Regions from separate parts of the Homo sapiens genome. Here region 1 is linked to region 2. The links are chromatin loops, found by intact Hi-C in ENCODE. Cell type or tissue: dorsolateral prefrontal cortex. All regions are shown on one strand. Each heading gives the region's core, and the rest is flanking DNA. Links, peaks and the distances in the headings are about the cores only. Region 1 overlaps SLC13A3 (solute carrier family 13 member 3). Region 2 holds the start of TP53RK (TP53 regulating kinase).

Region 1 (15,194 bases), core at 2,408-10,407, 120 kb before region 2:
CAAATTAGCTAGTTTGTATACTTTCTATTTCCTCTTGAGACCCCACCTACGTGCTCTCATTTCTCAGATGAAAAAATCGAAATCCAAAATAGTAGGCCAGGTGCAGTGGCTCGTGCCTATAATCCCTGTGCTTTGGGAGGCAAAAGCAGGAGGACTGCTTGAGGCCAGGAGTTTGAGACCAGCCTAGGCAACATAGCAAGACCCTGTCTGCGCAAAAAAAATTAGAAAATAAGCCAGGTATGGTGGTGCACACCTGTAGTCCTTTTTACTCAGTAGGCTAAGGTGGGAGGATCACTTGAGCCCAGGAGTTCAAGGTTACGGTGAGCTATAATTGCACCCCACACTCCAGCCTGGGCTACAGAGCAAGATCCAGTCTCAAAAAAAAAAATAGTAAAGAGATCTGCTCAAGGTCACACAGCATGTTAGAGATGGAGCCAGGATTCCAATGAGGCTTATTGAACTCCTTGTTTAGTGATTTTTATTTCTTCTCCTTTTTACGATACCATCACCACCTCTATTTCTCCACCTACTTGACTCTATATCTGTTTGGCACTCATATTGGAATATGTCTGTGTGTAATCTGTCACTATGTGTACCTGTAGTTCATCACTTCTGTGTGTTCCTGTGTTTTCCTTGGTGGATTTCCTTTATATTTTATTTCAATACTCTCCCGGTGATGATCACCTAGGTGGCCTCAAACAACCGTGGCACAAATATCCTTTGACACTGTCTCCTTAGGACCCATGAGGTAGTTTTCTGGGTCATAGGAAATACAGATAATGAATACCCCTAATTACTGCCAAGATGCTGGCCGGGCTGACAGGATTTCTGTTTCCTTATATCCTACCAGGACTTATTGTCCACTTTTCTTATTTTTCCCAGTCTGATTGGCATGTTGTTGAATTTATTTTAATTTGCATTTCCCTGCAAATTATAAACACATAGGTTTGGGTATCTCTTCATAATCCTGTTGGCCATGTAGATATCTCTTTTCAGGATGACATTTCGTACCTTTTGTCCACTTTTTTCTTGGGGGCTATGGTAAATGGCTTCCAAACACGGCAGCCCACTGTCCCTGGTGGATGCCGCCCCTACCATCAAGGGCTGGAGTCTATTTCCTTCCCCTTGAACCAGGCCAGTCCTGTGGGCTACTTTGACCAATAGAATTTGGCAGAATTGACGTTCTTAGACTTCCACATCCTGCCCTTAGAGGCCTTTTAGCTTCGGTTTTTGTTGCTCTTGAAGGCCACTATCATGTAAAGAGGTCAAGGATAGACTCCTGGAGAAGCTACGTGAAGAGAGACCCTGAAGTGTCAGCGGCCATTGCAGACCTTCCAGCCCTAGCAAAACTCCCAGCTCACGGGGCAGAGACAATGCCATCCCTGCAGAGCTCTGTCCAAATGCAGAAACGTGAGCCGAGAAATTGCTGTTTCAAAGTTCTAAGTTTGAGGATGGCTTGTTATGTGGCCACAGGTAACAAAAACAAGGTTTGGTTTGGTTTTGTTTGTCTTGTCTTTTCTGAGTTGGGGTGCTTCTCATATCTTCTGGACATGAGCCCTTGGTGTATTCCAATGACTCTGTACCAGCCCTGCCATCTCCTTGTTCCTATGCTGCCATGAGCGTACCGTAATGGTGCTGCCGCCTTCTGCCTGCAGATCTTTTTCACTAAGAATGGCAAAGCCCTTCAGGCTTCAAGGACTGAGTAACATCCGGTCAGAGCAAGCTAGAATGCCTTCTCAGGAAAGCTGCAGAGACACCTGGTAACCAGCCAGAAGAGGCAGACTCTAGATTTCCAAATGCCACAAAGTTCCAGCTCAGAGCACCCAACTAAGTGAAGCAATCTGCTCATCTGAAACTCTGCACTTGCAGTCCCCTTGCCTGGAATGTTCTCCCCAGAGACTCCCCATCGCTCCCACCTTCTCCCTTCCTCCCACATTGCCATGAGCATCTGGCTGACTCCTTCAGGTCTCAATCTAGTGCCACCTGCTCAGAGAAGTCCTCTCCGTCCACCCTGGCTAAAGTAGCCTCTGAGTCAGTTTAACATCTTGGTCATTTTCTTCTTAGCCGGCATCATGACACATGACTTGTTTATGTTTCTATTGCCTGTCTCCCCTGCCAGCTTGTAAGTTCCATGTGGGCGGGACAATGAACCAGAACATGACAGGTTCCCAATAAATGTTTATTGAATGAATAAATGGAAGAAGGAGTGAACAAAGTAATGAACAAAACAGACCCCAGATCAGAGGAAGAGATGGCTTTCTTGTTAATTCTGGAGCAGATTCAAGCAGCAAATATTTACTGAACACTTGCTATGTGCTGGAAATTGTTCTAGGAACTGGAGTTACAGCAGTAAAAAAAATAACATTTGTATTTTCATAAATTTATATTCTAGAGGGAGAAGAAGATAATAAGAAAATAAGTTATACAGTGTCCTATTAAGGAGAAATTATAGCAGAGTAAGGGGGTGGAGAGTAATGAGGGTGACATTTTAGACAGGAGGTCAGGGAAGCCTCTCAGGGAAGGTGACACCTGAGCAGGGACTTGAATAAAGTGAGTCGGGGAACCAGACATATACTTGGGAGAGAGTGTTCTAGGCAGAGGGAACAGCACATGCGAAGGCCCTGAGGCAGAGTATGTAGCTGGAGAGGGGAGGGAAGAGCAGTAGAAAATCAGAGAGGTCAACTCTGTGGAATCCCCAGCCCAGGAATTTGGGGCTTTGAAGCTCTCTTATGTTCAGAAAGGCAAATCATCTCCAGGTCCAAAGTTGATTAACATTCTTTATTTCACAGTATTTTTGATCAGAAGTCTTAGAAATCATGATTCATCTGGTTACAAATCCCATGAGTTTCTCTTTGAATGAACCTCTTGCTTCCAGTCCCATACAACGCATCTCCCACCAGCCCCAGTGGGTTGTAACTGTGATTCAACACTGAGTGCTCACTTGGAAAGGAGGTGGAGCTCAACTTCCAACTCAGAGGGCCTCTCCCACTGCTCTCAGGGAAATGCCCATGATTCACTTATGCTGTATCAACAACAAGTGCAGCTGGGCGCTGCCTTCCCAGCTGGCCAAGCGCTCCTAGGGGAATCTCCACCCTCAGAGGCTTAGGAAAGGGAAGTGTGACGAGTCAGGGCCCCTGGGCTGGTGTCTTTTCCAATACTGGGCTAATGCTGGGCCATTCCATTCAGCAGACACTTCCTGAGGGCCTGAGCTCTTCACTGGGATGCCAGAATGCTTCTGCTTGGAACAAAGAGGGATTAACCCTTGAAGGCAGACACCACTTCCAGCCTCGGGCTCACGGGGACGTCTCAGTTTTACCCATATGCAGAAGGGGACAATCTTTTGCTTGCCTGAGACATTTTACCCTGGCCTTTTACAAGGCCCCAATTTATCTTTTGACTTTTCTCTCACCCCTGACAAATGGGGCCTTTGATAATTAAACATGCTTACCACTTAAGGTGGGGCATGGAGAGATCAAGGCCACCTGCTGGGACAAGCAGCAACTGACCGCCTTGCAGCCACAGAGGCCTATGGGGGCCACATGTAGGAGAGTCCTGGCTGGAGGGGTCATGAGTCACCCCATGGGAGGGCAGGACCCAGGCCTGGCCTGACCCCAGAATTATGGCCAAACTGACCCAGATGAAACAGGAGAATCCTAAATCTCTTGGGTCGAGATGTCAGCTGCGGTTTCTAGAACTTCCCCTGGTATGCTCAGGAGCCCAGAGAAACAGCAAAGAGGCTTTGCACAGTCTCATGTCCTTGGAAAGCTATCTGTCCCTTTCCCTGTCTCCAAGGATTAAAAAAGAATCTCTGACTGCTGGTTATCGGCAGGGGTAAAACAACTGGTGCAGAATGGGCACCAACTAAGCAAAATCACACACTGGTTGTGAACAGCTGGAACAACTGGGTTGGAACATTGCAGCCCAGGAAAGTGATCTTTAAAGACAAGGTGGTCTCTTCAGTGTAATCGAAAGTAATCACTGGGGGATAATGTTAGCTGTGCCCATGGGAATGAATGGCCTCCTATCCCAACTGTACGAGACAAACACCATGCCAGATTTGCTCACTGTTGATGACACTGGGCTGTCTTGTATCCTAATGATAAAACAGCTAACTGATAAAGGAGCTTATTTCTCAGGCAGCAGATCTGAGAGATACCTGGGCTTTGAACTGCATGAAAGAGAGAGAAAGTATCCTAGATAATGGCTCATGGACTTGAGTGGGCCACTGGAGGTCACCCTTGCTTGCTGCATATTGGATTACAGAAAAGAATTATTTGATTGTTTTGTAGTGTCCTAGCAGCAGGTGATGGTGACAGCCCTTTGAGAGGGTTCAGCCTCAAGGGAGTCCTCCAGGGGGACTCAGAGGGTCCGAAATGTGTCATTGGCCAAGGTGGGTGGCAATGCTGTGACATTGACCGAGTACATATCAGCCCAGTCCGGGAAGGTGCCCAGCTGGAAGATGGTCTGTGCCCAGGTATTCATAGCCAAACTGAGCAGCAGGACACCCATCAGGTTCATCAGGAGGCCTGTCCGCACCTGAAATAGAGCCCAGACAGAGGGAGGGGTCAGCACCTGACCCACCATACAGATGGAAACATTCAGACTCAGAGACAGGAAGTCACTCACCCAAGATCGCACAGCCAGGAAGTGATGGAGCCAGGACACAGACCCAGGTCGGTAAATGCCTGGGACCCTTCAATCTTTACACTACCCTAGGCTGTCACTCAAAGAGCTGCAAGTGTCCCCATTCATTGATGGCCTCTAGGTTCCAGGCACTGTGTGCTACGCAGTTGTCACAGGGTTATGCTGTTTAACCCAGAAAGCAACCTTACAAAGGTCATTCTTATTAATCCCCATTTTATAGAAGAGAAAAATGAGACCTAGAGAAGTTGACTTGTCCAAGGTCACCTAACTTGAAAATAATCTTGTCTGATCACTAAACACCCCCATCCCACACACATATACACACACGCATGCACACACACACGCATGCATGTAGGAACACACATATGTACACATAGGTACACACACACACTTCAGGTCCAGTCCAGTCAGGTAGTCCTAGTCAAGACTACCCTTGTCCATTGGGAAGCATTTTTCTTCTGTCGGTGGAGAATGTGCCCATCTGCTCCCTACCCTGGCTGGCCTCTTGGACCATTCAGTCCACCTTGGGCTGAAAATCCTTGTTTTCCCACCTGGGTCTTCTGGCTGCCCCGCCTTCACATAGCCCAGGCTGAATCACATGGTGAGACAGTTACTTCCTTTCTAATTCTCTTTCTGTCTATTCCTCCCAGAGAAAGTCTCTCTTAGGGGTGTGATAGGAAAATAAATCTTGGGGCCCCCAAATTACTAAGCTAAAGAGAAAAGTCAAACTGGGAACTACTTAGGGCCAACCTGTCTCCCATTCTATTCAGTCATCCCTCTGCTCACTGAGTTGAATGCATATCTGATTGCCTTCTTTGGAAAGGCTCATCAGAGACTCAAAATAATGCAACCATTTGTCTCTTATATACCTATGACCTGGTAGCCCCCTGCCCTCTTTGAGTTGTCCCGCCTTTCCGGACCAAACCAATGTTCATCTTACATATGTTGATTGATGTCTCATGCCTCCCTAAAATGTATAAAATCAAGCTGTGCTCCACCCACCTTGGGTGCATGTCGTCAGGACCTCCTGAAGCTGTGTCACAGGCGTATGTCCTTAACTTAGGCAAAATAAACTTCCTAAATTTACTGAGACCTGTCTCAGATTTTTGGGGTTCACAGGGGCCACCATGGCTTCAGCACTTCTCTGCTCCTGTCAGTTGCCCTTTTAACAAGGAGAGGCCCAGAACCTTCTCCAGGCAGCTGCTATCAGGGAGAGCTTAATTCTTTTGTTTTTGCCGCTTTGCATTTATTTTTAGGTTTACTGGCCATGGCATATATTAATAATACCGGTTTTCCATTGATGGATGCACTGGAAACATTTCTTCTGGAATATTCTTATTCAAGTTTTTTTTTGTTTTTTTTTTTTAATGTCAAGCTGATTTAGTAAAGGTGTTAAATAAATATTACCACGGACGGGTGGGGGACATACTGCGTGTGCTGTCCTGCCTCTCTTCTAAGGGCACAGAGGTGGAAGCCCTGGCACCTTCGGAGGATTAGAGGGAGTCGGGCCGACATGTTGGGGAAACTGGGGGAGGATTGGGTCTCCCTTTGCCAGGGCTCAAAATTCCTGCTGGTCCCATGTTAGCTACTTCATTAACACCTAACTCATTACTCTCAGGAGCGAACCTGCAGGTGGGCCATCCCTGCCCGGGACTGGCTGACCGGGGGTGCCCCTTGTACCCCTCCACATCTCTTGCAAGTCTCTACCTCTTGGGGACTCTCCATTTCTCTGGCTGTCTTTATTCTCCAAATCTATGCTGTTTGCATTGCTGCCCTCTCAGTCTTTTTCTCTAAGTAGCCTCCCTGCTTCCACACTTGTCCCTCCCACCCTAACGATTCACTCCAGCCAGCAGCCAAAATGATCTTCTACAGACAGAAGTGAAATCACATCATTGCCCTGCTTACCGAGGGTCCCCACTGTGGTTTGAATAAGATACCAAGTCTGTCCTGTCCCCGCTGTTCCCTGACCTCGTGTCTCCAACCTCATCCTTCTCCAACTCCACTGCAGCCACCCCAGCCTCCTGGCCCTGAATTTCTGGAGCACTCGCTGCTATTCCTCTCTTCCAGGCCTTTGTACCTGCTGTGCCCTCCATTGGGACTGCTCTTCCCCTTTTTCTCTGTGAGGCTGGCGGCTTCCCATGATCATCAGCTCCCATGTCACCTTCCTGGAGAGGGCTTCCCTGCCACCCCTCTCCCCCGTCCTCTTACACTTCCTCATGTTTTATTTCCTTCTGAGCACCTAGCAATATTGAAATTTTACATAATTTAGGAAAATCTGCTGAACTTGTTCACGTCTGTCTCCACCAATAGAAAGCAGCCTCCTAGGAGGCGGATCGGTGTCTCTCCCACTCTGCAGTGCCCCCAGTGGCTGGAACATAGAATGCACTCAGTAAATAGTGCTGTAATGAACGAACAAATCAATGAGTCTCTGTCTCGTCTCTTCTCTGTTTGCTCTGTGTCTCCCTTTCTGCCTCGCTCTCACTCTCGCTCTCTCTCCCCATGTGTCCTGCAGGGGTCTTGTGCCTGGAGGGCCTGCATCGCGATTGGTTAAGCAGGTCGCCCGTCTTGGCTTTGACAGCTTTGGAAGGGTTATTTGCAAAGCCAGTGGAGAGGGAAAAGGCCGCAGGAGTCAGGAGCGGGAAGGGAGGAGCTGGTTCAGCAGGGACCTTCCGGGGGAGGGAACATATTGCCAATGGCTGGGCCCTGCTGAAAGCTGGTGGGGTCCTCCCACTGCTACAGTCCTCCGCTTCTGTCTCCTTCCCAGCTGGCTGAGCACTGAGGCCCACCCCTGAGTCCTAGGGTGTGTCTGCTGCTTCTCTCCCCCGAAGATTCTGGGCACGAAGTGGGGTCCAGAGGGAAGGGGAAGTTCCTTGCCTCTGGAGCAAATTTTGGAAAGTAGTCACTAAGGCAGTGTTTCCTGAGATTGTCTAAGTGCAGGAATCATCCCAGAGTCTCTGCTAAATGTATGTTCCTGGTCCCACTCAGAAAGATCTATTCAGAGACTGGGGAGTGGGGTCAGCGTGCAGGAGTCCTGCATAGAGGCCTTGCCCGCCCCCTTGCGGCCCACCCACATCCCGGGGCCTCTGCTGGGAAATGCCCAGACTCACCATGTCTTTGACCAGCAAGTGTCCAGAGGCGAAGGCGATGGAGTTGGGGGGCGTTGAGACCGGGAGCATGAAGGCAAAGGAGCAGCCGACTGTGCCCGGAATCATCAGATACAGGGGGTGCACTCTCAGGCGGATGGCCTGGGCCAGGAAAAGGTGGGAGAGACCCGGAGAGAGACCAACGCAGAGCGACCACAGCAAGAGGGAGAGAGAGAGAGAGAGGCAGTTGGAAAGAGGGACACAAAGACGTAGAGACAGAGAGACAAAGACATCCATAGAGATTGGCAGAGTGGCAGAGAACAACAGGGACAAGTGAGAAGAGAGAGTTAGAGAGACAGAGAGAGAAAGGCAGTCAGAAAGACACATGCACAGGCAGAAACAGAGACAAGCAGGTAAGAAGAGAACCAGATCGAGAGAGAGGTGGAGAGAACATTCCCAGGGTTAGTGACATTCAAGGGCCACACTGTGGTTTGATCAGGGATGGGCTGGGGTGGTGTACCTAGAACACTCCTTCTCCAATGTGAGAGTGCAGAAAAGCACTTGGAGGGCTGGTTAAAGCCCACATGGCTGGCCCCACCTCACCCAGAATTGCTGATTCAGCAAGTCTGGGGTGGGATCCAAGAATCTGCATTCCTGACGTGTTCCCCCGGTGCTGCTGGTCTAAGGACTGTACACTGAGAACCAGGGCTTTAAAATACTTCCTCTGCCTGCTCCTTCCCTCAGCCAAACAATCTCAACCCAGAGTTGGCCTCTGGATACCTCTTGTTGGGGGCATCCCTGGATTTCAGTGAGAAAGAGAGCTCATGAGAGCATCTGTTGGCAGCTCTTCCAAATTTCTAAGACTGTGTGTATCAAACCCCCCTATGAGCTGGCCTCAGCTAGTGGGCCACCAGTTTGTCACCTCTCCTGCCTACAATTCATACTGATCACTTTTATGGCGTTTTACTTAAATAGGATATTTTTGGGCCTTCTAGGGAATTTTTGCAACCCAAAGCATATTTATTTTCTCAAAAAGCTCTAAAATCACCCCCTTGCATGTAAAATGTTTTTTGATTTTGATGATAAGCAAAGTTTACAAGAATGTGTCATTTACAAGTGTCTTTTCCAGCAAAAGCTGCCCCTTACAGACCTGGCTGGGTTCTATGCTCCGTCTCCGTCCCCATACCCCCTATAATACTCTCATTTCTCTCAGTGACCAGGTCCCTCTGAGGACTCCCACCCCATACTGCTATAAAATGGTGAGCCACTTTGGAGGGCAATTTCCTCATCTCTAACGACATTTTAAACGTACATGCTCTTTGACCCAGGAATCTCAGTCACAGGAATTTCTCTAGATGTAATCAATGAATGCATAGACAAGGCTCAGGTGACACGTCATTGTTGAGTAACAGCAAAGTCTGGAAATACCTATATTTCCATTGGGCAGAGAGATTGCTTAAATAAACCAACAACTGTCCATTTATAATGGAATATTCTCCCGTCATTGAAAAATAACACAGTGTATATCTGTGTGCTAACACAGATAAATTGATGCATAAAATAAGCAGACAGAAACCAAAGACAAGGTGCTGCAGGTATGTGTGCTGGGGCATCACTGTTTGCATACAAAGCATTTACTTGCATCATTGATTTAATTTTATCAGCGTGGGTTACATTAAGGTAATTACATGGTCTGGTCTTTAATCTGTTTAAATATAAAACTATATTGATAGTTTCCTTTTTAAAACTCCTAGTATAAAAGCTACCTGATCATGTGTATATTGTTCTTTTCATTCTGTCATGGTTTCATTTTGCTATTTGCATTTCTTTTTACAGGAGATTGAATTATAGCTTTCTCTTCCCTTGCTCTCCTTACCTGGTTTTGGGGCCAGGGTTTTGCTAGCTATAAATTGAGTGGCCATGTCTATTTTTCTATGCTGGTGAACAGTTTGGGTGAGTTGGGAACTCTCTGTTCCTTGCAAATCTGCTAGCTCTCACCCAGCAAACCACCTGGGGCTGGTGATTTTGTTTTTGTTTTTGTTTTGAGACAGGATCTGGATCTGGGTCTGTTGCCCAGGCACCTGCCACTAAGCCTGGCTACTTTTTGTATTTTTTGCAGAGATGGGGTCTCACCATGTTGCCCAGGCTAGTCTGAAACTCCTGAGCTCAAGCAATCTGCCTGCTTCAGCCTCCAAAAGTGCTGGGATTACAGGCATGAGTGGCAGAGCCCGGCCTGGGGCTGGTGATTTTTAGCCCAGGAGTCATCAGCTGGGTAGGGGGAAGGATTTGTTCCCCTGACGGGGATATTTGGGAATGCTAGGAGACATTTGGATTGTCATGATTTAGGGAGGCGCCACTTGTCTCTAGTGAGCAGAGCCCAGGGATGCCACTACACACCCTGTAGTGCACGGATCAGCCCCATACAGAGAATGATCCAGCCCCAACTATCAACAGTGTTGAAACCCCTGCTTTAGAGGGAGGCTACTGCTTTGCTTCCATTAGAATTTCTCCTATGGCCATTTGTTTACTCAGATTTTCTACTTCTTCTTCATCCAAAATTGGTAATTTACCTGTTCTAGAAAACTCTCCATGTCACCATGGGTTAATTTTCCCAGAAGAGAGAATTGGGAGCACTTTGAAAATATTTACTCTATGTATACATTTTTTGAAGGAAAACATCCAGTATTTAAAAAAATTGTACTGTGGTTCTGATACGTTCATGTATTTTGGAAGACAGCAATGGCAACTGTGGCCCCCAGTGAAGGTCCCTTGGCGGGGGAAGATTTCTGAATGTGTGTTGGGGGAGGGGTGCTCCCCTCTTCCCCAGAAGGACCCTCACCAGCTCTGCCAGGACCGGCAGGAAGATGATGATGGTCGCCGTGTTGCTGGCAAACTCAGTGAAGAAGGCGATGACCACAGTGATGAGCAGCACAGCCAGGGCGGGGGGCACATTCTCCAGGGGGTGCAGCTGCCCACCAATCCATACAGACAGCCCCGATTCCTGCGGAGGGAAAGGCATTCCTTCATACCCCAGCCCATCCCCAGCTGCCGCCCCCCAGAGAGGGTTAGGATAGATCACAACAATGACGACCATACCCCTTCCCAGATGGGGAGACTGAGGTGCAGAGAGGGGAGGTGACGTGTCCAATGTCACACATTCGAGCCAAGGTCACACATCTGAGCCAGCAGCCTCTCTACTTCTCGAACTGCTCTCCACTCTATCTCATACAGGCCAGGGACCCAAACCCCTGGGTCTCCAATAATCCATTTGGTTCTAGCACCCCTAAGCACCGATTTAAGTGGGAAAGGGAAATCAAACCAGACCCTCAGTAGTAAAACTTCTCATCCCTCCAGTGAAGGTTATTAATTACCCAAATCATAATAGTTACTTATATAAAATATTCATTATTTTTATAATTATTATTTAATAATATATTAATATGTATGAAATATATATACAAGACTTACTATATATCATATATAAAACACGTATCAGATATACATCAACTACAACACAATCAATGTAATTATCAATAATAATGGTATTTATACGCCTGTAATCCCAGCACTTTGGGAGGCTGAGGTAGGCGGATCACTTGAGGTCAGGAGTTCGAGACCAGGCCAGCCAACCTGGCGAAACCCTGCCTCTACTAAAAATGCAAAAATCACATGTGTGCCTGTAATCCTAGCTACTCGGGAGACTAAGGCATGAGAATCGCTTGAACCTGGGAGGGAGAGGTTTCAATGAGCCAACCTCACGCCACTGCACTCCAGCCTGGGCGACAGAAACTCTGTCTCAAAAGCTACATATATATATGTATTTGTATATATACACACATACAGTAATAAGGATAATTACTACAATGATAATACTACAAATATTAACGTTGCATTATTATTCATTGTCGTAAGAATCACCATTATTGAGGCTTTACAGGGGACCAGGCACCTGCAGGCATTAGCTCCTTGACTCCTCCCAACCATCCCAAAAGGTAAATATTGGTTCCTGTTTTACTGAGGAGGAACTTCAGCCTGAAAAAGTTTTTGTGACTTGCCCAGGATCCCTAAAAGTAGTGCCTGAGACACCCATCTACCTCCATAAGATGTGTGATTCTGCAAAGCTCCCCGCAAATCAGCATCTTCCTCTGGACCCACCAGTCTGTCACCTTGTCTGTAAATTAAGAGCAATGCCCAGTGCTGACTCCAGTCCTCCAGGGCAGAGACGGGTAGAGAAGTTCACCGAGACTCCACTCGCCTGTCAGTGCTGCAGAATTATTTGGGTGCTCTCTCTGCTGACTTCTCCAGAAGCTACCCTATTTACCAGTGTATAACATCTAGAATACTCTTCCGCACCTCTGTCCTCTCACCATCAAATGCATCCTTAAATAACTGACCCAACACATCATTATAACCACAAAACGGCAAAGCTGAGGATGTCAAAATATGCTCAATGCTGTCCCCTGGTGCAACTGTGATGCAGCAAGATCACAATAAAGCCACCGTTTGCTTAGACCTAGAACAAAGCTGTAGGTTTTGGAGCTGATCTAGGGCAGAGCTGGGTTAGTCCATTAACATTCAGAATCCAATGTATTGCTACCATAGCCCTTTTATCAATCCAGTATACCAAAGACACTTTATATATATATTTTTACTTTTAATAGAAAAGTCCCTGCTTACTCAGAACTTAAAAATTTCATAATCGATTCTAGAAGACAGCATACAGGGCCAGGCATGGTGGCTCACGCCTGTAACCCAGCACTTTTAGAGGCCAAGGTGGGCAGGTCGCTTGAGGTCAGGAGTGCGAGATCAGACTGGCTAACATGGTGAAACCCCATCTCTACTAAAAAAAAATACAAAAATTAGCCAGGCGTGGTGGTGCACGCCTGTAATCCTAGCTACCCAGGAGGCTGAGGCAGGATAATCACTTAAACCAGGGAAGCGGAGGTTGCAGTGAGCTGAGATCACGCCACCGCACTCCAGTCTGGGTGACAGAGAGAGCGAGACTCCATCTCAAAAAAAAAAAAAAAAAAAAAAAAAATAGAATAGAGCATACAGTTTTTACATAAATAAAATAGTACACTTGCCCCTACAATTTGACTTAAAAGTTACCTTCAATGTAAGAATAATAAATGCTTAAAAATATTTGTCCCCAGAAGAGTCCTCATGAAACTAAGGTGTTTCTGGTACACCTGCAGTTTGTCTGCTAGCCTGGGGAATACGGTAAGTGGCAGCGTGGAGGCCACAGCCCCTAACCTGGCTGCAAGGAGTGCTGCAGGGAGAAAATGGGACCTCTGGTTTTTCCCATAGGCCACAGCTCTGGCAAAGAGTCTGACCTGACAGCTCTGTGCGCAATTAAAGGGAGAGGGGCTAGAGAGAGGGAATATTAATGACTCGGGCAAGTGAGAAGCCAGGAGCTGCCCCGTAGCTGGGCCTCTGAGTGACCGGGCTTCCAGCCAGCATCCTCGCAGCCACACAGGCCTTGGCACAGCTCCAGCGCTGGAGGGAGGTCTGGCAGCTTCCTAAGAGAGGAAAACGCCTGTTGCGTAGGGTTCTACTGGGGACTCTAAAGGGACTTCACCTGCCCTTTCCCATTTTATTTTATTTATTTTTTTGAGACAGAGCCTCACATTGTCACCCAGGCTGGAGTGCAGTGACACAATTATAGCTCACTGCAGCCTCTATCTCCTGGGTTCAAGCAAGCCTCCCACCTCAGTGTCCTGAGTAGCTAAGGCTACAGGCACACAACACCATGTTTGGCTAAATTTTTTTAAGTGTTTTTTTTTGTAGAGACAGGGTCTTACTATGTTGCCCAGGCTGGTTTGAACCTCTGGGCTTAAGCGATCCTCCTGCCTAGGCCTCCCAAAGTGCTGGGATTACAGACATGAGCCACCATGCCCCAGACTCTTTCCCATATTCTTAGGAATTGGAAGCTTTGTTTCCTTGGAAACACACAGCCCCACAGTATTCCCAGGGACTCCAGGGACCAGCAACAGCCAAGGTCAGAGGTGGCATGGCCAGAAGGTGAAGAGAAGGGGCTCTGGAGTCAGACTGAGTTTGCTTCCCAGCTTAATCTTTTCTAGCTGTCACTTAACTTCCTAGGCAAGTCACTTAACCTCTCTGTGCTAAAATTTCCTTATCTGTAAACGAGGGATAATGATAGTGCCTGTCCCAGAAGGTTATTGTTGGGAGAAAAGGAGTGAATCTATAAAGGGCCTAGGAAAGTGGCTGGGCGCTTGGTTAGCGCCTGCCATAACCAGTAGCATGAAGTCACAAGATGCCTGAAGTGATGGAACTCAGAAATCACCCAGCACAGTGGTTGTCAAATTATGTTCCTTAGTGGCCTTGAAGATGACCAGAAGTACCCAAGGCCACCTTGCAAAAATGGGAGGTGGGGAGATGGAGTTGGTACAGTGATGTTTCCCTCTTCCTCCTGTTTTCTTACTTCAACCAGGTCCTCTCTTCTTGGTGTCTTTGATATACAGTAGAGGAGCATCTTATAAGGGGGTTTGTTATGGCATAAGTTCAATATTTGAAGTCAAAAACTCCTGTGGCCAAAATACCCTTGAAAATCTTTTAAAAGGCTTTGTAAAACACAACGGGCTCGGCTGTGTGCATACAACTTTGTATAATAATTCCTAGGTAAAGAGACCAGCGAATTTGATTAAAGGAAGGAAAAAAGACAAGGCTTTATGTACATGTATAAACATTCAAACCACTGCACCATTTACAAGCTGTGTGACTTTGGGCAAATTAATTAACATCTCTGTTCCTTGATTTCTTTAAGCGATTGCAGTAAGGATTAAATAAGTGCACACGAAACACTCTCTGTACTTAGTAAGCACTGAATATGATCTATCATTTAATTTAACAAAGCAACATAGTGCTTACTCTGTGCTGGGCACTCTTCTAAGTAATTTGTAAATATTACTTAATCTTCATAGCAACCTCATGGAATACAGACTACAGATGCTCCTTGACTTACAGTGGAGTTATGTCTCAATAAGCCCATCACGAATTGAGAATATTGAAGTAGAAAATGCATGTAATACACCTAACCTACCTGTTCACATCATAACTTAGCCCAGCCTACCTTAAATGCGCTCAGGACACTGACATTAGCCTACATTTGGGCAAAATCATCTGGCAATGCTATACACTGTAGAATATCTGTTGTTTACCCTTATAATTGCTCAGCATCTACAAGAGAGTGTCCCACCACATATCACAGCCTGGGAAAAGATCAAAATTCAAGATTCTAAGTACCCTTTCTATTGAATGCATATCACTCTTTCACCATTGCAAAGTTGAAAAATCGTATGTCGAATCGTTGTGAAGTCAGGAACCATCTGTACAATTATCTCCATTTTATGGTTGAAGAAACTGAAGCATAAAAAAGCTCAGTGATTTGCCCAAATAAATAATATGACGTGCCCTAGTAAGATTCAGAATCTGGATCTTAGTCATGTC
Region 2 (15,194 bases), core at 2,483-10,482:
AGGGGGGATTAGTTCCCCCTTCTTTCCCCTGGAGGGGGAAGTCAAACAGTTTGGCCTTGTGGGGCCTTTCCTCACTATGGGGAAGGGGGCAGGCCTGGGCCTTCCTGGCCTGGATCGTTGACTAACCCTGGGTTCTGGGCCATCCCCTGGCCTCCTCCATCCCAGGCAGAGAGTCAAGGTTTACAAACACGGAGAGGCCTTTGATCGGCAGCAGACCCCCAGTGTTCTGTTTTTTGTTCCAAACCTCAGGCCAGGACTATACTCTGTTTTGCCTCCAGCAGGGGAGACAGTGGGTAGGTGGGGAGTGCGCGCGCGCGCGCGCGTGTGTGTGTGTGTGTGTGTGTGTGTGTGTGTTTGTTTGGAGGAGTGGAAGGAATCAGAGGAAGGCTCACATGGATCCTTGATTTTCTTTCCAACAGGCAGGCTAGGTTTGGAAGAGAGAATTCAATTCAATTCAAAATACCTAAGGAGCACCTACTAAATCCCAGGCACCATGGTAGAAATTAGGGCTAGAGCAGTGAACCAAACAGAGCTCCCTGCCCAGAGCCCCAATTCTAGAGGGGGCCACAGACAGCAAACAAATGAGCAAGTGAATACAGAGGCTGTGGGGGGCCATGATGCGCTTGACAGGAATGAAGCTGGGCAGTCGATGGGGCTGGGATGAGGGTGCTGTGGGGGCTTCCCAGACAAAGTGGCATTTGGTAGAGACCTGAAGGAAATGAGGGAGGCAGCCATGTGGCGATCAGTGGGAAAAGTGTTTCAGGGAAAGGGAACAGCTGCTATGAAGGCCCTGAGATGTGCGCAAGGCTGGCATGTTGGAAGAACAGCAAGGAGCCCAGTGTGGCTGACCCAGGGGAATAGTGGGGAGAGGAACAGCAGAGGGGTCAGAATGGGGAGTGTTGGGGTTGGTGGGGGGAAGTGGAGTGGTTTTCCTTTTTTTCTTTTCTTTTCTTTTTTGTTTTTAGGAGATGGAGTCTCACTCTGTCACCCAGGCTAGAGTGCAGTGGCGCAATCTCATCTCACTGCAACCTCTGCCTCCCAGGTTCAAGCAATTCTCCTGCCTCAGCCTCCCAAGTAGCTGGGACTACAGGCGCATGCTGCCACGCCCAGCTAATTTTTTTTCTTTTTTTTTTTTTTTTTTTCAGTAGAGACAAGGTTTCACCGTGTTGCTCAGGCTGGTCTCGAACTTCTGAGCTCAGGCAATCTGCCCACCTCAGCCTCCCAAAGTGTTAGGATTACAGGCACGAGCAACCATGCCCGGCCCCTTTTTTTTTCTTTCTTTCTTTTTTTTTTTTTAGTTTGTTTAATTTTGTTTTTAACTAAAACTAAACTGTGTCATCCAGGCTGGAGTGCAGTGGTGCAATCACAGCTCACTGCAGCCTTGAACTCCTGGGCCCAGGAGATCCTTCCCGCCTCAGCCTCCCCAGTCGCTGGGACTACAGGCATGCACCACCTTGCCTGGCAGATCTGAACTGAGATTTAATAGAATTCCTGGGCTGTGTGGAAACAGTGGGGACGACGGCAGAAGTGGGGAGAACCATGAGAGGCAACTGCAGGGGTTCAGGCAAAAGATCACATGGCCTACGCCAGGGTGGTCAGGAGGGGGAACGGAGAGTAGTTCCAAATTCATCAGCTTCTTTTCTTTTTTTGAGACAGAGTCTCACCCTGTCCAGGCTGGAGTGCAGTGGCGATCTCGGCTCACTGCAACCTCCACATCCTGGGTTCAAGCGATTCTCCTATCTCAGCCTCCCAAGTAGCTGAGATTACAGGCACCCGCCATCATGCCCGGCTAATTTTTGTGTTTTTAGTAGAGACAGGGTTTCGCCATGTTGGCCAGACTGGTCTTAAACTCCTGACCTCAGGTGATCTACCCACCTCGGCCTTCCAAAGTGCTGGCATTACAGACACAAGCCACCACCTGGCCTCACAGCTTTTTATTGAAGTACCACATAAATACTGAAAAGTACCCATATAAACATGCCTGCAGTTTCATGAAATTTTACAAACCCAATCCACCCACATAACCAGCATCAAGCTCAAGAAATAGAACTTGTCCATCCCCCGAGAAGTCCCCAGAAGCCCCCTCCAAATCACTGCCCCTTCACCAAGGGCAGCCACTCTCTCAACTCTTTTTTTTTTTTTTTTTTTTTTTAGTAGAGACAAGGTTTCACCGTGTTGCCCAGGCTGGTCTCGAACTCCTGAGCTCAGGCAATCCGCCCACCTCAGCCTCCCAAATTGTTAGGATTACAGGCACGAGCCACTGCGCCCGGCCCCTTTTTTTCTTTTCTTTTCTTTTTCTTTAGTTTGTTTAATTTTGTTTTTAACTAAAACTAAACTGTGTCATCCAGGCTGGAGTGCAGTGGTGCAATCACAGCTCACTGCAGCCTTGAACTCCTGGGCCCAGGAGATCCTTCCCGCCTCAGCCTCCCCAGTCGCTGGGACTACAGGCATGCACCACCTTGCCTGGCAGATCTGAACTGAGATTTAATAGAATTCCTGGGCTGCGTGGAAACAGTGGGGACGACGGCAGAAGTGGGGAGAACCATGAGAGGCAACTGCAGGGGTTCAGGCAAAAGATCACATGGCCTACGCCAGGGTGGCCAGGAGGGGGAACGGAGAGTAGTTCCAAATTCATCAGCTTCTTTTCTTTTTTTGAGACAGAGTCTCACCCTGTCCAGGCTGGAGTGCAGTGGCGATCTCGGCTCACTGCAACCCCCATCTCCTGGGTTCAAGCGATTCTCCTGTCTCAGCCTCCCAAGTAGCTGGGATTACAGGCGCCCACCATCATGCCTGGCTAATTTTTGTGTTTTTAGTAGAGACAGGGTTTCGCCATGTTGGCCAGACTGGACTTGAACTCCTGACCTCAGGTGATCCGCCCACCTCGGCATTCCAAAGTGCTGGCATTACAAGCACAAGCCACCACCTGGCCTCACAGCTTTTTATTGAAGTACAACATAAATACTGAAAAGTACACATATAAACATGCCTGCAGTTTCATGAAGTTTTACAAACCCAATCCACCCACATAACCAGCATCAAGCTCAAGAAATAGAACTTGTCCATCCCCCTAGAAGTCCCCAGAAGCCCCCTCCAAATCACTGCCCCTCCCCCAAGGGCAGCCACGCTCCCAACCTTTTAATTATATTTTGAAAGTAAAGCTGGCAGGATCTTTTGCTGGATCGAATGGGGGCGAGGGGAGCTGGTGAAAGACAGGAGTCAAAGAGAGCCCCCAGGTTTGGGGTGAAGTTCTGGATTCCTGGGGCTGCCATTTACTAAGATGGGAAACTTGTGATGGGGGCAGAGACTATGGGTGAAACCAGGGGTTTGTTTTGGGACCTGTTGAGTTTTGGGATGCCCGTGAGGCCCTGGGGAAGATACATGCCATCTTATCTAAAGGTTGCAAATTCAATGCTCTCAGGGACAAGTAACAAGAGGAGTAAGACATATCTCACTCTCCTCTTACCTCTGTAAGAAGAACAACGGGACCAGCGTGATGACAAACAGTGACTCAGAGCCAAAGAGCAATAGGGAGCAGTGGAGACTGGGGCAAATTGGAAAGCACAGGCCCCTCTAAAAGAAGAGGTGTTAGAACAGGGTCCCGTGTGGCAAGATCTCCTGACGATGTTTCCAGAGAAGCCAGATGTCTAGATTTTTACATATGAAACAATCCATATGTATGTTTGAAATTGTTTAACATTGGCATATGAAATTGTTTAACATTGGCAACTAAAAAGCAAACATTATGTGAACCCAAGAAAACTGCCTACAGTTACAGCCACCCACTGGACCTAGATCAAATCTTCCACTTTACAGGTGGAGAAACTGAGGCCCAGGGAAGTCTAGAATTTTCCCCAAACTCACAGAAGGAGTTGGTGGCAGACTTTGGCCAGGCCTTGAATAGGCTGGGTCTCAGTGCCGGGTTCTCACCTCCCAGGCCTTGGTAAGAAGGGGCTGGAGTTAGTCTGTCTCCTTCACTTTGATCTAAATAGAGAGGCTCTAACCTGACAGTAAAAGGCAGCAAGATGCTATGAACAAGTATGGCTTTGGCGGCCTGGGGTCTCTATCTGTGTTGGTTAGGAATGCTTTTGGCTTCAAGTGATGGAAAATCTGATTTATGGTAGCTTCAGCTTTGGAGACGTTTACCTGTGCATATAATAAGTCCAGAAAGTGAGGTCTGAGGTCACTAAGAACAGACTCACACTCTGCCCATCCCTCTACCTCAACATCTTCCTCTCATTGACTCTTTACCATCAGGGGTGGCCTCATGGCCTCCAGATTGCTGCTGAACCTCCGGTTATTGCCATTGCATTGAAAAGCAGACATTGTTGATGGGGATGTGCTGGTGTCAGAGCAGGGAGAGAATTCTTACATCTTCTCACCTTCTAGGAGAAGCAAAATCTTCCACAGAAGCAATCTTCCCAGATTTGCTCTTGTATCTTATTGGCCAGAAAAGGGTCACATGCTGACACGGTTTGGAGGTTTGTCCCCTCCAAATCTCAGGTTGAAATGTGACCTCCAGTGTAGGAGGTGGGGCTGGTGGGAGGTACTGGATCATGGCGGCAGATCCCTCGTGAATGGCTTGGTGCCCTCTCTGTGGTAATCTCTGAGTGAGCCCTGGCTCTGTTAGTTCACAAGACAGCCAGTTGTTTAAAGGAGCCCGGCTCCTCCCCTTCTCTCTCTTGTTCCTGCTTTCACCATGGGACACTGCCTGCTCCCCCTTTGCCTTCCACCATGATCGGAAGCTTCCTGAGGCCCTCACCAGAAGCAGATGCTGGAGCCATGCTTGTACAGCCTGCAGAACTGTAAGCCAATTAAGCCTCTTTTCCCTATAAATTACCCAGCCTCAGGTGTTTCTTTACAGCAATGCAAAAGGCCTAATACACATGCCCATTCCTAATCAGGAACCGATCTGACCTTTCCTGAGATGAAGCTATCTTCGCCTAAAAATATCTAGACTAATTGGGATTCTGTCCAAAAGGAATAAGAAGGGTAGGCCGGGTGCCATGGCTCATGCCTATAATCCCAGCACTTTGGGAGGCCGAGGCAGGCAGATCACTTGAGGTCAGGAGTTCGAGACTAGCCTGGCCAACATGTCAAAATCCTGTCTCTACTAACAAATACAAAAATTGAGACCATCCTGGCTAACACGGTGAAACCCCGTCTCTACTAAAAAATACAAAAATTCGCCGGGCGTGGTGGCGGGCGCCTGTAGTCCCAGCTACTTGAAAGGCTGAGGCAGGAGAATGGCGTGAACCCAGGAGGTGAAGCTTGCAGTGAGCCAAGATCAAGCCACTGCACTCTAGCCTGGGCGACAGAGCGAGACTCCGTCTCAAAAAAAAAAAGGGGGTGGGGGATGGGCTCACGCCTGTAATCCCAGCATTTTGGGAGGCCAAGGCAGGTGGATCATTTGAGGCGGGACTTTGAGACCAGCTTGGCCAATATGGTGATATCCCCGTCTTCACTAAAAATTCAAAAATTAGCTGGGCGTGGTGGTGGGCACCTGTGATCCCAGCTACTGGGGAGGCTGAGGTGGGAGAATTGCTTGAACCTGGGAGGTGGAGGTTGTGATGAGCCGAAATCACACTACTACACTCCAGCCTGAGTGACAGAGTGAGACTCTGTCTCAAAAAAAAAAAAAAAGAGGGTGACTTTTGGTAGGCAATAATGCCTGGCACAATTTCTACCATTTACAGGCTGATGACTCTGGGAAAGTTGCTTAGCACCTCTGAGCCTCTACTCCCCCATCTGTAAAATGGGTATGGCAGATGGTATTTTGTTTCTTGCCCTCTCAGCATCCATTTCCTATTTTTCTGATGACATACTTTGATTTTCCTTCAGGTAGGAGTTTTCAGAACAGCAGCCTCAGCATCACCTGGGAAGTTGTTAGCAATGCAGATTCTCAGGCCAGTCTCAGACCTTTGATTCAGAAGCTTTGGAATGGCAGCCTGGCAAGGTGGGAAAGTGCGTCTTGTCTACCCTTAGCTTATAAGGGGAACAAATGGAGCTGTATTATAATCACCTGTTTGCTGTTCTCTAAAAATAGTAGCCACTTAAATGACATCACGATAATGATATTGCTCATTGTCACCATGTGCCATGCACTGTGGTAGTGCTCCAACTGCTCCACGTACCTCCTTATATGGATGCTTGTGGTGGACATGGATGTGCGACCCAGATCCCTTAAGGAAGCACCTATTGCCCCAGAGGCAGGGAGAGTGGTCAGCAGTCAGCTCCTGTGGTCAGCTCCTCCAGGGATCAACTCACAGTAGGCAGAGAGTGGCCTTGCCAGAGCTCGTGTCCCTTCCAGGCGTGACACCCCCAACGACTGCATAATGTGAGACTGCAAAGTCCTGGCCATCTCAGGCCATCTTGTGACATCTCTGAAGAGCCATTTCAACTGCAGAGCTCCCGCAGAATTGACTGAAGCTGCTGCTGGGTCTCAGCTCCAGTTCTCCCTCTGCCCGCTCCTGTGTACTCTGCCCTCTCCTGTGTCCTCTGCCATCTCCTGTGTCCTCCATGCTGTGGATGTTGATCCCAAGGGCAGCTCAACTGTATCTGAGTCTGCTTCCTGGGGATCCTGACCAGTGACAATACTCACAGCAACTCCACCATGCAGCACCACTGTGAGTCCATTTTACAGATGAGGACACTGAGGCTCAGAGAGGTACAAGGAGGGGATCCTAGGCCATGCACCTGGTAAACAAGGAGACATGGGCTGGGAAGCCAGCACATTTGTGAATAGAGAAGTGGCATGTTCTGGCTTTAAAAGGGTCCCCTGGGCTGCTGAGTAAGGAAGAACGGAAGGGGCCAGGACAAGGGCCTCCCAGGCCGCGGCTGGACCTTGTCATCCCTGCAGCTTCTTCAGAAGAGCCAGACGCAGCCCATGTGCTCACTAAGTACCCAGTGAAGGAGTGAGTGAAGAGAGAATGGATGAAAACATTAAGACTGGAAGGAACTAGACATCCTCACGTCCGTCTCCCTCATTACATGGTGCATAATTAGCACAGTGCCTGCTACACTTAGGTGCTCAGCTAAGGTGGCGTTGAGTGAATAAATGAACACGTTCAAGGAAAGGAGGGAGGGAGAGAGGGGCATGGACTTGGGAAGAAAAGATGGAAGTAGAGGAAGGAGAAGGGGAGAAAAGAAAGGGAGGAAGAAAGAGGGGAAGGAGGGAGGAGGGAGGAGGAAGAGAAGAGAGAAAGTGAAGGGAGGTTTACCTGTTCGCACCAAGAATGACAGTAACTTACGACCCCTGGTGGCAGAAAAGTGCACAGTCCATTGAAATTGCGGTGCCTAGAATTAAAGGACGCAAGGGAAGACTCCTAGTTCCCCAAGAGGTTCAGGCTGCATTCATTTGTTTTCTATTGCTTTTAACAGAATACTTAAAACTGGGTAATTTATAAAGAAAAGGAGTTTATTTCTTACTGTTATGGAGGAATACAAGGTCGAGGGGGCACATCTGGTGGGGGCACAGCCTTCTTGAAGGTGGGGACTCTACAGAGACCTGAGGCGGCACATGGCATCATGTGACAAGGGGGCTGGGTGTGCTAGCTCAGGTCTCTCTTCCTCTTATAAAGCCACCAGTCCTGCTCTCATAATAACCCATTAATCTATTAGTCCACACGTGGATTAATCAATTCATGAGGGCAGAGGCCTTAGGATCCAATCACCTCTTAAAGGCCCCATCTTTCAATACTGCTAAGTTGGGCATTCAGTTTCCAACACATGAAATACGGGGAACACATTCAAACCACAGCAGGTGCAGACCCTTGTAAGAACATGGGCTCCTCCATCAGGGCTCTGGCAGTCAGTGACAGCTGGGTTAGGACTAGGGTGAAGCAAGTGAGGCACAAATTTAAGGAGGCATCCAAAAACTCAATAATCCAAAAAATATCTTAATGGGATGGTTTTAAAAATCAAATTGGCAAACTATCGCCCACGGGCCGACTGTCTGATTTGTAAATAAAGTTTTATTGGAACCAGGGTCAGGAATATGGTGGATTCTTGCAGTTAAATCAGAGATTATGCCCTGCATGCCTTCGCTAATGTAGATGTTCCCAACCCCTAAGGTAGCACGTGGTGTGGGCGTGGTCAGCTCAGCTCATCCAACAATAAGAACACAGCTTGTTTGGAGCACTCACTATGCCAGCTTTAAAGCAACTCTACTCTGGAACTACCTCTCTTGGCCCCATGGACTGGCCACAAAAGCACTTTTAAATGTTCCAGGAATGTGGGCCTGTGTCAAGTGTTGGTCGCATCTCGGTGTCATATCACATTTCCCTGGTTCTGCCATTTACTAACTGAGTGGCCTGGGGCAGGACTTAATTTCTCTGTGTCTCATTTGCTTCTTCTGTAAAATGGGTTAATGCATGGAAAGAACGTAACTCTATAAAGTCAGCTGCTGTTGTTAAAAGCATGGGTCTGAATCCCAGCTCTGTCACTTATTGTGACCCTAGGACATATTTCCTATTGCCCAGTGTTTCCTCCACCATAAAATGGAGATTATAATCCTCATCTGGTTGGGTTTAGCTGGGGATTCACACAAAACTGCTAGTGCTGTTGGCTCAGCACTGCAAAGCACCTGCAGCTCCCCGGTGGACGTCAAGGGATCTGAAAGTGCAGAGGGTTCCTTAGCCCTTTGTGAGAGGAACTAGGAAAGGAATCCACTGTTCACCTAGGAACATTTGTTAACCCTTTATTTCCCACTGTGGGCCAAGGGCTAAGTGTGCAGATGGACGATTCTCCTCCTGGGGGCATTTGTGACGTTTCTCCAGTCTCCAATATCTGCCACTCTCCCTCTTGATACTTGCAAAGATCATTACTGCTTCCTGACAGCTGCGGCTACCCCCACTGCTACTGGCCACTGATACCGGAGATAGAAATTATTTAGGCAGATATTCAGGGCAAAAGAGTCCTCGGCGGAATTTCCCTTCTAACAAAAAAGCAGCCCCAGAAATCATTTCTTTTCTAACAAAGAGCAGCCTGAAAAATCCAGCTGCAAACATAGATAAGGAAGCTGGAAGCTTGCACGGGGGAATGCTGGTAGCTGTGCCAATAGAGAAGGGCTAACTGGGGGCCAGGCATGTCTAACACGAGGCTCCATCTTCCCTTTTCTTTTACCACGTGTACAGTAATAAAGAAATGGGCAACATGGCACAGCTCAGGCAGAGAACTCGCCTGCATAATAAAAGACTGGGGTGGGGGTGCCGAGATTCATACCCTGTGCCAATGGCACACCTGGGTCCAACCAGTTTTTCACACCCTATGTAGATCAGACAGCACCTCCTCACCAGCTCATCTATAAAACTCCCTTGCATTTCACTGCAGATCCAGCAACCCATTTTTCCAGGACCCCTCTTGTAGCAGAGCGCTATTCTCTTTCTTTCAACTATTAAATTTCTGCTCTTCACCTCACTCTTTGTGGGTCCCTGTCCTTGATCTCCGTGACCATGAGACAACGAGCCTCGGGTGTTACCCCCAGACAAGCCTGCTTCTCCACCGCGTTCCCTGCCTCAGTGGCTGCCAGGTCCTGTGCCAAGCAGTTGGAGCATGCTCGCCACAGCTTCCACCCTGGCTACTGTTTTTACTGGACCAGCTGGTTTCGGTCGCCTTTTCACTTCCAGGTTTCTTGCTTCCACTCTTGCCCTCTATGGTTTTCTGCCAGCAACCAATGCAACCCTTTCAAAACAATCAGGTATCACCCTGTTAAAAACCCTGAGTCCCATTAAGAACAAAACCCAACCTTGTAACAGGGCCCTGCAGGATCCGGCCCCGCCTCTCCCATCTCATGTTCTGCTCCTCCCCCTTGCTCACTAATGCCGGCCACACCAGCCTTGCTGTCGGGGATGTTTCTTCTTCGCCAACTTCGCACGCCACAGCCTGCCTGGGATATACTCTCTTCATCTCCTGTGTTTCTGGTTTTCCTTCACATCTTCACTCATCACTGTCTGAAACTGTCTTATGTTCCCCAGGAAAGTAAGCTTCATGTTCCCCTCTATTAGATCTCCAGTGCCCGGCGCATAGTGAGTACTAGTGTATTAGTCCGTTCTCACACTGCTGATAAAGACATACCCGAGACCGGGTAATTTATAAAGGAAAAGTTTAATAACTCACAGTTCAGCATGGCTGGGGATGCCTCAGAAAACTTATAATCATGGCAGATGGGGAAACAAACACACCCTTCTCCACGTGGCAGCAGGAAGTGCCGAACAAGAGGGAAAAGCCCCTTATAAAACCATCAGATCTCGTGAGAACTCACTCGCTATCACGAGAACAGCACGGAGGTAGCCGCCCCGAGGATTAAATTACCTCCCACTGGGTCCCTCCCATGTCACGTGGGGATTACGGGAACAATTCAAGATGAGATTTGGATGGGGACACAGCCAAACCCTATCAACTAGGGATTTGTTGACTTAATGCACACGAGCCAACCATACCCCAACAAAGCAGGTACTAGCCTTATAGTACACGTGAGGAAACTGAGGAATGAGGCATCTCATTCATGTTGGGAATATTAATTGAAAAACCTGTCAGCTCCTGTGGCCCTTGGAGTTCCTTGAAAATAATGTTATACGCCAATACTTATTATAGTACTGTAAAGATGCACCATATCCCATATCTCATTTGTCAGTGGAAAGAACACAGATTTGGAGCCAGGTAAAAGTACCTCTTGCTACCTGTGACGTCTTGGACAAGTTCCCACCTTTTGGGGCCAGTTTCTCCATCTATAAAATGGGGATAATGCCTAACTTAAGAGTTATTTTAGATCCAATATAAAAATTCCCAGCCCAATGCCTGGCATGCAGTAAGCAGGCAATTATATTATTTTTCCTCTCTACTAGTCACAACTACCCAGGAAGGGAAGTTTTCACTCATTCCTGGCCATCCGCCCCATGCTGGGCACTTGGGGCATGCTGACTGTGGTGAATGAAACAGACAGGGTACTGGTCCTACTATTATAGAATGTTTGCTTCATAAGAACAGGCACTGACTGTATCATCTCTGAACACAATGGAATGAAGCTGGCAATAACAAAAGAAAAATTGGAACATTTACAAATGTGTGGAAATTAACAGATTTCTAAACAATCAAGGGGTCAAAGAAGAAATCACAAGGGAAATTAGAAAATACTTTGAGATGAATGAAAACAAAAACACAAAATACCAAAACTGAGAGTGTGTGATGACAACAGTGTGCAGAGGGAAATTCATAGCTGCAAATGTCCATATTAAGAAACAAGACAGTAACTATGTGAGGTGATGGGTGTTAATTAGCTCAGCTGTAGCAATCATTTCATAATGTATATCAAAACATCCCACTGTATACTTTATACTTTTTTATAAAAATAAATATTCTTACAAAAGGACAGGCGCTGTGTCTGTCTGGCTCACCATTGTACCCAATACCCAACAGGGTGCCAAGTACCCAATACCCAACAGGGTGCCAAGGAACACAAAAGGCACTCAAAATATGTTTGTTGATTGGAGTTTACAAGGAAGAAAGGTATTTTCTTATCCCTCTCTTCCCTTCCCACCCAAACATAGCTTCTTCTAAGAAAAGAAACTGAGGCTGGGCAAGGTTAAAAGCTAGCTCCTGGTACTTTTGCATCCACACTCAGTTTACCTGTGCCTTAAACCAGACTTCATCAAACTTCAGTCTTCACAAGTCACTTCACCATTTTTGCTCTACCTACTTACTGCCTGTGATAGAAATCAACTCAGTTTGTTTAGCGGTATAAACTTAAAAGGAACTTTAGATCAATCACTTGTCTTAGAAGGTAACCACAAAAATACAAAGCAATAAAAATAAAAACATGTTAACATGAATTTCAGTTGCCTGAAAGCTGTAAGTCTGCTTTTTTAAAAGAGAAATTGGAGTTAAGCAGACTTTTCATTTTTTGATCATGACCCTGAAAGAGAAATATATTTGACATCAAAACTCAGCACATATCCTTGGTCTATATATACACGTGAAAGTTTCATAAAACAATACACTGATATTTTCCATGCTGTATTCTATTTCATTTTTTAAAATGCTGGTTGTATCCCATTAAACTGGTTTCAAAATAAATATAACATGTACACAACAACAACAAAAAAAAACACTGGGTTAGAGGGCCAGTAAGCTCAGCGAGTATCAGCAACTGAGACTTCATCCTTGTCTCACAAGGACTAAAAAGAGAATAATGTTCTCATTATGTGGTTCAATGCCACACCCATGTATCTGAGATATACATGTCACAATCTGGGAGAAGCCTGTCCTCAATTTACTTTAAATACCCAATTCTGCCTAGAACATGACTTAGACACATAGTAAGCTCTTGAGTGAAGTGCAGATGATAATGACACGATCACATACCACTTAAAAATATCTTAACACCTTTACTTAGATCTCATCTCATACTTGTAGCATTTCTTCAAATTTACTTTGAAAAAAGAGCTTCACTGTGTGTGGTTGTCATACACATTCTTCTACCCAACCATGGACCTCTTTCTTCCTCTCAGGCGCACTTCATCTAATTTTTTTAGCACTGGCCTGGCCTTTTTGGAGGAGGTGGAGTAGCTCTTCAGAAAGGCTTCAAACACAGTTTCAGTGTTGGGATGGGTACTGAGGAAGGCCTTCTCCAGGACATAGAGGTCTACTCCCTTATCCTCTGGAAGTGCTGAAATGAAACTCAGCCCAAAGTCTATGAGCACAATGTTCAGCTGTTCCAGGGGGGGTTTCAGGAGCATGTTGGAGGTGGTGAGATCACCATGAATGAGGTCTTCATCGTGCATTCGAGCCAAAACCTGCCCAATTGTCTTGGCTAAGTTGGAGAGACCCTGGGGAGTTTTTTCAGTCTCCATAGTGGACTGAATATAATCTCGAACAGTCACTGAGCCTTCAATTTCTTCCATATATAAGCAGTTGGAAGCATAGTCCACAAAAAAGACAACTGGGGCAGATATTCCTGAAATCAAGACATAAGTGGTTATTGGGTTGGATTTTTTTTAACGGGTAAACTTAATTTTCAAAGATTAAGCCAGTTTTTCCATCTATATCTACTTATTTCAGGACTATTGAGGAATGCTACAGGAAATGGTACAACTGAACTCATCTGGAATATTCCCCTGCTCATGCCCACTGCAGGACTATGCCTGGGAACACCCCACAGCTAAACTGAGGAGGCCATAGCTTCCTCCTCCCTTCCAAACCACCCTTTCTCACTGGACTTCATTTGTCACACTCACTCTCTAAAAAACAAACAAAACAAAGGCCGGGTGTGGTGGCTCATGCCTGTAATCCCAGCACTTTGGGAGGCGGAGGCAGGCGGATCACTTGAGGTCAGAAGTTCGAGACCCCCATCTCTACTAAAAATACAAAAATTAGCCAGGTGTGGTGGCTCACGCCTGTAGTCCCAGCTACTCGGGAGGCTGAGGCAGGAGAATAGCTTGAACTCAGGGAGCGTAAGTTGCAGTGAGCTGAGATTGTGCCACTGCACCACTCCAGCCTGGGTGACAAAGTGAGACACTGTCTCAAAAAACAAAAACAAAGAGCAAGGCACAGCCCAGTCAGAGCAGTTTCTACTGATGAGGACACAAACAGGAGGCCAAGCAGTGTGCTAGCTTCGAGGTTCATCTTCGTAGTCAGAGAGGACAGGGTTCAAATCCCAGCTGCTTTTCTTATTAGTTGTCTAATCTAATCTTAAAATTACATTAACTTCTCTAAGCCTCAGTTTCTGCTACTATACAAGGAACAATAGCTCCAATAAACTCAATGAATCTTTACTGAAAGTCAACCAGGCTCAGTATACTTTTCTAGAAACTGAGAGATGTTATCAATGGGGATACAGCAATAAACAAGCCAGCTATAATACAATCTCTGCTTAACGAAACAGATCATGAGGCTGAAAACAGAAATATGAATACACAAATAACTTCATGAAATCTTAAGTCTCTGAAAGGGCAGCAATGTGTCCGCTTGTTGGCTACTGAATATCCCCCACCCAGATCTCCCAGCACTTAACAATGTCCTGGTACCCACTGGTACCTAAAAAATACTGATAAAAGAAAGGCAAGAAGCGTAAAAGTAAAAAGCCAGGGCTTCTGAGTCAGAGGCATAAGGAGCTGAGGGCCTGGACCGGCCACTTAGTAACCGTGTAACCTTGGGCAAGTTACTTCTCTCTGAGTGTCACTTTCTCATCTGAGGACAAAGTTTATGGTGCTGGCGCACAATGATGTTTAATGAAAAAATAGGCAATTTAATGAAATCCAACATTTATTGGGCACTATGTGCCAGGCACACATTTGAACATAATACGTGACACACATACCTCCTCTAATGGTCACAACATCCCTATGACATGGATACTGCTACTATGTCTCCCATTTTACAGGTGAGAAAACCGAGGCTGAGAGGCTAAATAACTTGTTGAAAGGCTACACAAGCAGCAGAGTTAGTATTTCAACCCAGGGAGCCTGGCTCCAGTGGGGCAAGTACTTGTCATTACATGTTTCTTAAAACTAATAAATGGAAAGATAATGATCGAAAATTGAAACGAGTCAAATGGGGAAACCAAGGCTCAGGGAAGTTAAACATGTTCAACATTGAGCAATAATGACAGATCCCAGATTTGAACCAGGCAGAACGGCCTCAGGACAAAAGCTTGACGCTGCATGGCCACGTGGTTTCTTAAGACTTAACGAATGAAAAAAGGGATGAAAGAATAACATTTCCGAAAGGCCGGACACCGCAGAAGGCACAGAAGGAGAAACTGAGGGAAATCCAGCTTCGGAGCGCAGGGGAGTCCCTCACCCGCCCAGGCCCCAGAGCCTCGGGGCCGCCCACGCCGGGATCCCGGCCCACCTTACCAGCGCGGCGACAGCGGAGGAGCGCCCGGGCCTCCTGCACCGTCCGCCGTCTGCCAAGCCGCGCCTCCAGCGCCGGGTGCCGGTAGCCCTTGGGGAAGCGGTGCTTGATCACCGCCGCGCGGCCCTGGAAGCGGCCACGGAACACGCGCGCCTCGGCACCCTGCTTCACCAGCTCCAGGCCGCTCAAGAAGCGGCTGCTCCGCTCCCGGGCTGCGGCCAGAGCCTCAGCCTCCGGGGCGGGCTCCTCGCCATCGGCCGGCGTAGTAGCTCTGGCCGCCGCCATGACTGCTCGGCGCAACAGCTCCAACCGATCAGCTGTCTCTGAAAACTGTCGCGATGCTTCGG

What was found. A loop is a pair of places that touch in the nucleus more often than their neighbours do. Peaks named below come from ENCODE experiments on the same cell type or tissue, not always from the same donor. Only the 100,000 strongest peaks of a DNase experiment are listed, where the experiment ranks them.
Region 1: it touches region 2 in a loop (5-fold over the local background); 65 of 110 quality-filtered maps call a loop at or near these places.

Annotation. Positions count from the first base shown.
Region 1 is chr20:46,555,663-46,570,856 of GRCh38, forward strand. SLC13A3 (solute carrier family 13 member 3) reads right to left here. Exons shown (of 13, transcript NM_022829.6): 11 at 10,567-10,728; 12 at 7,752-7,889; 13 at 2,166-4,536. The coding sequence ends at 4,360. Among named protein-coding and RNA genes, the nearest start is that of OCSTAMP, 13 kb to the left of the region's middle. RefSeq lists an enhancer at 12,710-13,211. In dorsolateral prefrontal cortex, for the core only: CTCF peaks have their summits at 4,221 (motif pointing right), 7,010 and 7,216; DNase peaks (open chromatin) are centred at 3,035, 4,239, 7,019 and 7,840; H3K4me3 peaks cover 2,401 bases; H3K27ac peaks cover 6,911 bases.
Region 2 is chr20:46,674,283-46,689,476 of GRCh38, forward strand. TP53RK (TP53 regulating kinase) reads right to left here and starts at 15,162. Exons shown (of 2, transcript NM_033550.4): 1 at 14,850-15,162; 2 at 10,083-12,949. The coding sequence starts at 15,132. The coding sequence ends at 12,471. It overlaps TP53RK-DT (TP53RK divergent transcript), which reads left to right and starts at 15,017. Exons shown (of 1, transcript NR_186399.1): 1 at 15,017-15,194. It also overlaps a transcript of SLC13A3 not described here. RefSeq lists enhancers at 248-762, 9,018-9,529, 15,021-15,194 and a silencer at 14,741-14,790. In dorsolateral prefrontal cortex, for the core only: a CTCF peak has its summit at 7,255 (motif pointing left); DNase peaks (open chromatin) are centred at 7,269 and 9,819; H3K4me3 peaks cover 1,111 bases.